Regions from separate parts of the Mus musculus genome. Here region 1 is linked to region 2. A link is a contact called in ENCODE Hi-C or POLR2A ChIA-PET data. All regions are on one chromosome and are shown on one strand. Each heading gives the region's core, a stretch centred on a gene start or an enhancer-like site at or near the end of the contact. The rest is flanking DNA. Distances are from core to core; before and after follow the strand shown. Region 1 holds the start of Gmpr2 (guanosine monophosphate reductase 2). Region 2 holds the start of Rec8 (REC8 meiotic recombination protein).

Region 1 (2,700 bases), core at 173-2,672, 54 kb before region 2:
ACTATCTACCTTCTCAACTACATGCATAGAGGCAAGTGATATTACTGTCAGGAGCAGTGTCTTCCATTTTCAAAGGGAACAATCTGTATTTAAGAACAAAACTTCCATTTGGGATAGATCTCAGAAACTCCCAGGAACCTAAAAGAACCTTAAAGAAGTGAAAAATTAAAATAATAGTAGGCATACAAGAAAACTAATAAACTCCTTTTTTCTGTAATATCCCAGGTTGAAAATTTTTAAATACTCAAAACAGTATTTAATTTCTGGACTAAACAGTGACTGCTTAATGTTCAAACAATGACTGACTGAAGAAATGCATGTGCTTGGGTTGACCTGGGTGGGCACTGGAAGAATTTGGTAAAGTATATAATTTATGGGAGATTATAATAAAAAAGATGAAACAGATCTAAATTTGAATCTCACTAGTTCAGACAGATCTTTGAACTGATCAAATGGTTCTTAGTAATGGAAAAAAAAATAGTAAACACAACATTCTGTTAATTGCCAGAGACTGGGAATACAGATGCAATTCCTCTGTAGCCGCTAGCTGGGAGAAGATCTGGTAGGGGGCATAAGGTTAATCTCACCTTACAGAGAACCCTAGCCATTTCAAAAGTGCCCACGGTATCCATATTGGCAGCAATGACAGGGATGCCACTGTACATCTGCTTTGAGTTCCGGAACGAAAATGATCTTGTGAGCTCTACCTGCAGACATTAAGAGGACATTAAGATTTCATTCATTCAGAAAATATGTATCGTTCTCGAACCTGACAGCTTTCTTGGACCTGGTCCATTAGAAGCTTGAGGTAAAAATAAATAAATAAATAAAAACCAAGGAAGACAACTGGCTCACCTCACTTCGAGACTTAAGAGTGCTGCGTTTGGGCCTCAACAGGACATCCTTGAAGTCAAGTTTCACATCATTATCAATATGAGGCATGATGCAAAGCTGGAGTTAGATTTAAAAAAAAATGAGGCTGTAAGACTGGGAAGTAACAAAGTTCGCCTCTCACGCTTAAACTGTGTAAAGTCAGATCAGGGTGTGGTTCTTCAAGTCTCCCTGGGACCATCCAGTGTCTGGATTATCCTAATGCTTCAATCCCAGGTATGATTTTTAGGGAGAATTGGGAAGAGATTATGGTTCCTGAAGGTGCTTCCTTACCTAGTTACTCTCCCTTTTTTCGCCCCTGCAAAGGGCAACTTAGAGTAAGAAGCTAACTTAGGGATGAGAAAAGAGATTTTAACCAGCTTCCGGCATAGCGGTACTCACTTCCTGTTGCTTTGACTCAGGTGGCAGTTGACCAAAGATTCTTTTGCTTAGCAACTAGCCGCGTGCAGCCTCGATGAGCCTTCAGGGCCACTCGAACGAGTTCCGCTAATTGCAAACTCGACTACCCAAGGAATTCTAGCTTCGGGCGCTGTGCAAGGCCTTCTGGGTAACAGAGTCCACACACTCAAGCTGCCGTTGAGTGCGAGCGGCAGAAGAACTACAACTCCTAGGATGCAAAGGACAGAGCTGCCTCCAGGCATGATGGGACAAGTAGTTTGTTCCGTTCCAGCTCGCCGCTAACACCAGTTCGGTGGCCACGCGCGGGGTCTCAGGGCGCCGTCTGGCTGTTCCTAGCCGACTTGCCTTTCTCTTTACAACCCCACTGACACAGAACACGAGGGCACTCCTGAGCGTTTCGGGAACCCGGTGGAAAGAGGAGAGGGTGGGTCCAGAGAGTGACCCGGAAGCAGAAGTGTTCCTTGCCGTGGAGTGCTGGGAAGCGGCAGCGGCAGCAGCGACCACAGCGGGAGAAGCAGCACTCTAGCCGCCTGCAACCCCAACCTGGGAAGAAGATGCTAATTAAAGTGAAGGTGGGAGCGTTTCCAGACTTTCCAAGACTCGGTGCAGGGTTGGCCGCTGCGCCTTAAGGGAGAGGCGGGAAGGAAAACCATGCCTTTCCTGAACTTGGAGGGCTGACACCCTCGGGGCCCTGCGCGAGGCTTGATGGGAACTAGGGGGACCCCGGGAGGCTTTGAGCTCTGGAGGCCGATCCAGCCTGAAGACTTCGGGTCTTACAAGGAAGCCTGTCCTACTTTCTTGCCAGTCTGTATTCAGACCCAGAAGGAGGCAGCGTTTGTCCTGGTCTCACTGTATTCAAGCCCTTGCAGTCATAGAGAAGGCCTGGCAGCAGCTTGGCTCCTCACTCCAGAATTTTTTGGGAAAGCTTTGTCCCCTGTTCTTCATGCCTAGATTGTATACTTCTCTCAGGCCCTAACACAGGCTCCCTCCAGAGCACAGCACTGATTAGAGTCTGATGAAAGTGAGGGCCTTTCAGTAGCTAGACTACGAGCCAAGGTTAGTGTCTCACCCGTCTTACAGTAGCTAAGCTCGGAGTGGTACTAGGCACCTTCTGTCGGAACTGGACATTAAGAACTAGCCTCATTTCTTTGGCTAATTTAGGCTACTTATCGATGCGTTGGTTCTTGGTACTCTGTCTTCAACTCCCGTAGATGTTCAGTTTTAAACCCATCAGGCCATTCTGCTGTACATTTAGACAGAGACACAAAAATGATAATAATGAGGAGGCCTGGCATTAATCTGACCTTTTCATTGCTGTGTTCAGTCTATCTTCAGTTACTGGACACGTCAACTATTAGCCTTTTTTTCTACATTCCTTCCAAAAAAAACTTTAATTAAAGATTGAAGTCA
Region 2 (2,700 bases), core at 191-2,690:
GGCAGTTGGGAAGAAGCAAGCTAGGTCTGGGCGAGAACAGGGATGTAAAGGAGAGAGACTGAGGGTGAGTGGGATGGCTCGGCTGGTAAAGGTGATGCCACCAAACCCCACAGTCCCTAATTTCATCCCTGAATTTGAACTAGCATAAGGAAGAGAGCCCACTTTATTGGCTGTTCTCTGACCTCCACATGCATACAGTGCCCTCTCTCCCTACCCCCTTCCCGATCCTCTACCCCTACTCTCTCTCTCTCTCTCTCTCTCTCCTCTCTCTCTCTCTCTCTCTCTCTCTCTCTCTCTCTCTCTCTCTCTCACACACACACACACACACACACACACACACACACACACACACACACAATGCACGAGGCCAAGCAGCTTGGTATGGATGGTTTCAGTCCCAGGGCCTCACAGGTCAGCCTCCTCCATATCAATGCGAATCCGCAGCTGGGCACGATGTAGGTGCTCCAGGATATGCTGGATGTCTTCTGTGGGTGAAAACGGTAAAATAAACAACCTAGTCATGGCTCCTTCAGCTCTAGCCCACCTCTGGAGTCTCTAGCCTTACCCACAAGGTACTGGCACTGTTGAAAGTAGACCCTTATCACACCAATCTGAAGCTGGGCGGAGAGATAGAGGGAGAAGCGGGGGCGGGGCAGCCCGGCCACCGGAGGTTGCACTCTTACCAGCACATAATTGAGGATTTCCTCGCTGGGAGAACAAGAAGCCCTGATCAATGCAACACCCAAAAACCAGAAGCCCCACACCAGCGATTCCTCCCTCTTTTCTGGATCTTACCAGGTCTTTACCACATTCACATTTAGGTATTCACGCTTCACCAAACGGCTGCCTCGGGTTGCTGCCAGCCTGGAGGGGTGGGGGCAGGAACGGCTTGTCAAGGGGAGATCCCACTACCTGGCTCCTGGCATAGCCATCAGCCCTGTGCTCACCAGATGGTGGCGAAGCAGCCTGTGTGGCGCTGAAGCACGTTAGGATAGTAGAACATCTTTGCTCCTGGGTTCACCTTCCCTGCACCAATCCCGTTTGGATCTCAATCCGAATTCTTGAGAATACGAGATTTCCAGCACCATTGAAGAGTAGGAATTTGGACGGGGGTGTGGTAGATATGGATGCAAAAAGCCCAATTAGTAAAACGACTGACTATACAACTGAATTAGGAGGTAACCAAAGACACAGGAGCTAAGCATCCCTCCTTTGGCCATTCCTAAAAAGGTCTGCACAACGCGCACCATACCATCAGGATTCTGTCCAGGCAGAGATGCGGAGCTCCAAGAAAAACCCGGGCAGAGACACAGAACAGATCTTCAAAGAAGACTGAGTCCTCTTCTGGTCAAGAGGCCTTCTTCGACTCTGCTGCCCGCCACCACCACCACCACCACCACCACCACCGCCGCCGCCGCCGTAGTCGTCGTCGTTGAGCTTCTGGACCTTGCTCTAGGTCCTGTCGCCCTCCAGCGGGATCAGGTGCACACTCTCCAAGGCTTTGTACCACCGACAGCCAATGAGAAGCCGCGCCAGAAGAAACTCAAAGACTCCTGGAGCCAGGCAGCAGAACTCAGTTCCAGGCCATAGGCTCTTGGAGAATAGTCGCCAGCCAATCACGAGAATTCTGAGCGCTACCAAGGCATTGTGAGGTGTTCTGGCCAATGGCCTCTCGTTCTCGGGTAGTAACAAGGACTTCGCCAAGGTGCAAAGCTGACCAATAAACGGAGAGAAAATCCAGTCTCTCTCCCTGGCGACAGCTGACAAAGTATCTTTTAGGAGCCGGGGTCATGTGAAGGGCAGATGCCTTGGTGCTGTTTATGATACAGAGATGTAAGAGAAGGTACCTTGCCTGAGCATAGGACCTGTCCTTACTCCTAAATTTCACCAACCCGATTTTGTGCCCAGTAAGGGTCTGTGCTGTGCTAAGTGCAAGAAACTGTGTGAGGTGGCCTTTTATTCAACAAGAAAGAAAACAGCCAAGGGAGCTGTAACTACAAACTCCTATAATCTCAGCTGCTACTTGGAAGGGAGGCAGGTTCAAAGCCAGCCTAGACAATTTGAACACTAGCTCTAAGCAAAAAACAAAACAGGCCAAGAGTGGTGTGCACACCTCTTGAAGGGACTGAGGTAGCAGAATAAACTCTACTATAAGCTGCTGTACTTGGAAAAAGCTACTGCCTGCTGTCCTTGAAGCGATATGCCCCCCAGCATTGAGAGGCCAACATTCCTTTACCCTTTCATGTAATGCCAGGGCTAAGAAACCCCTGCTTGCAGGTTTTTTTCCTTTATAAACCCCTTCACCTAGAGCTGGGGTCACTCTCCTTCCTGTTCCATCAGGAAGGTTTGTAGCCCAAGCTCGAGCTTGAATAAAGACTCTCACAAGTATTTGCATCAGAATTGGGGGCCCTGGTGGTCTCTTGGGGAAGCAGGGGTCTCATGAGCTGGGCATAATACTTTTATCTCAGCAACAGGAGGATCTCTTAAGAGTTTGAGACTGGCCTGGTCTACAGACCAGTTAGGGAGAGATAATGAAATCCTGTCTCAAAAAAAAAAAAAAAAAAAAAGTAAAAAGTAAAAAGTAAAAACTGGGCTGGAGATGTGGAAATGTAGCTCAGTCGTAGAAAGCCTGACTGGCATATATGTGTATATACATATATACACATATGCATATTCACATATATACATATGTACACACAT

Evidence for each region. A loop is a pair of places that touch in the nucleus more often than their neighbours do. ChIA-PET counts read pairs that join two places held with the same protein, here RNA polymerase II (POLR2A).
Region 1: POLR2A ChIA-PET joins it to region 2 with 12 read pairs in embryonic stem cell. The contact joins the promoter of Gmpr2 here to the promoter of Rec8 in region 2. A Hi-C loop is called at or near these places in 1 of 37 maps with a recorded cell type or tissue (T-helper 2 cell). POLR2A ChIA-PET finds 5 or more read pairs at or near these places in 4 of 5 experiments (Patski and embryonic stem cell).

Annotation. Positions count from the first base shown.
Region 1 is chr14:55,670,957-55,673,656 of GRCm38, reverse strand. It overlaps Gmpr2 (guanosine monophosphate reductase 2), which reads right to left and starts at 1,422. Exons shown (of 10, transcript NM_177992.2): 1 at 1,273-1,422; 2 at 856-951; 3 at 588-707. The coding sequence starts at 942. Nedd8 (neural precursor cell expressed, developmentally down-regulated gene 8) reads left to right here and starts at 1,777. Exons shown (of 4, transcript NM_008683.4): 1 at 1,777-1,862. The coding sequence starts at 1,845.
Region 2 is chr14:55,616,906-55,619,605 of GRCm38, reverse strand. It overlaps Rec8 (REC8 meiotic recombination protein), which reads right to left and starts at 1,440. Exons shown (of 20, transcript NM_020002.3): 1 at 1,253-1,440; 2 at 948-1,060; 3 at 796-864; 4 at 566-708; 5 at 410-485; 6 at 1-26. The coding sequence starts at 1,003.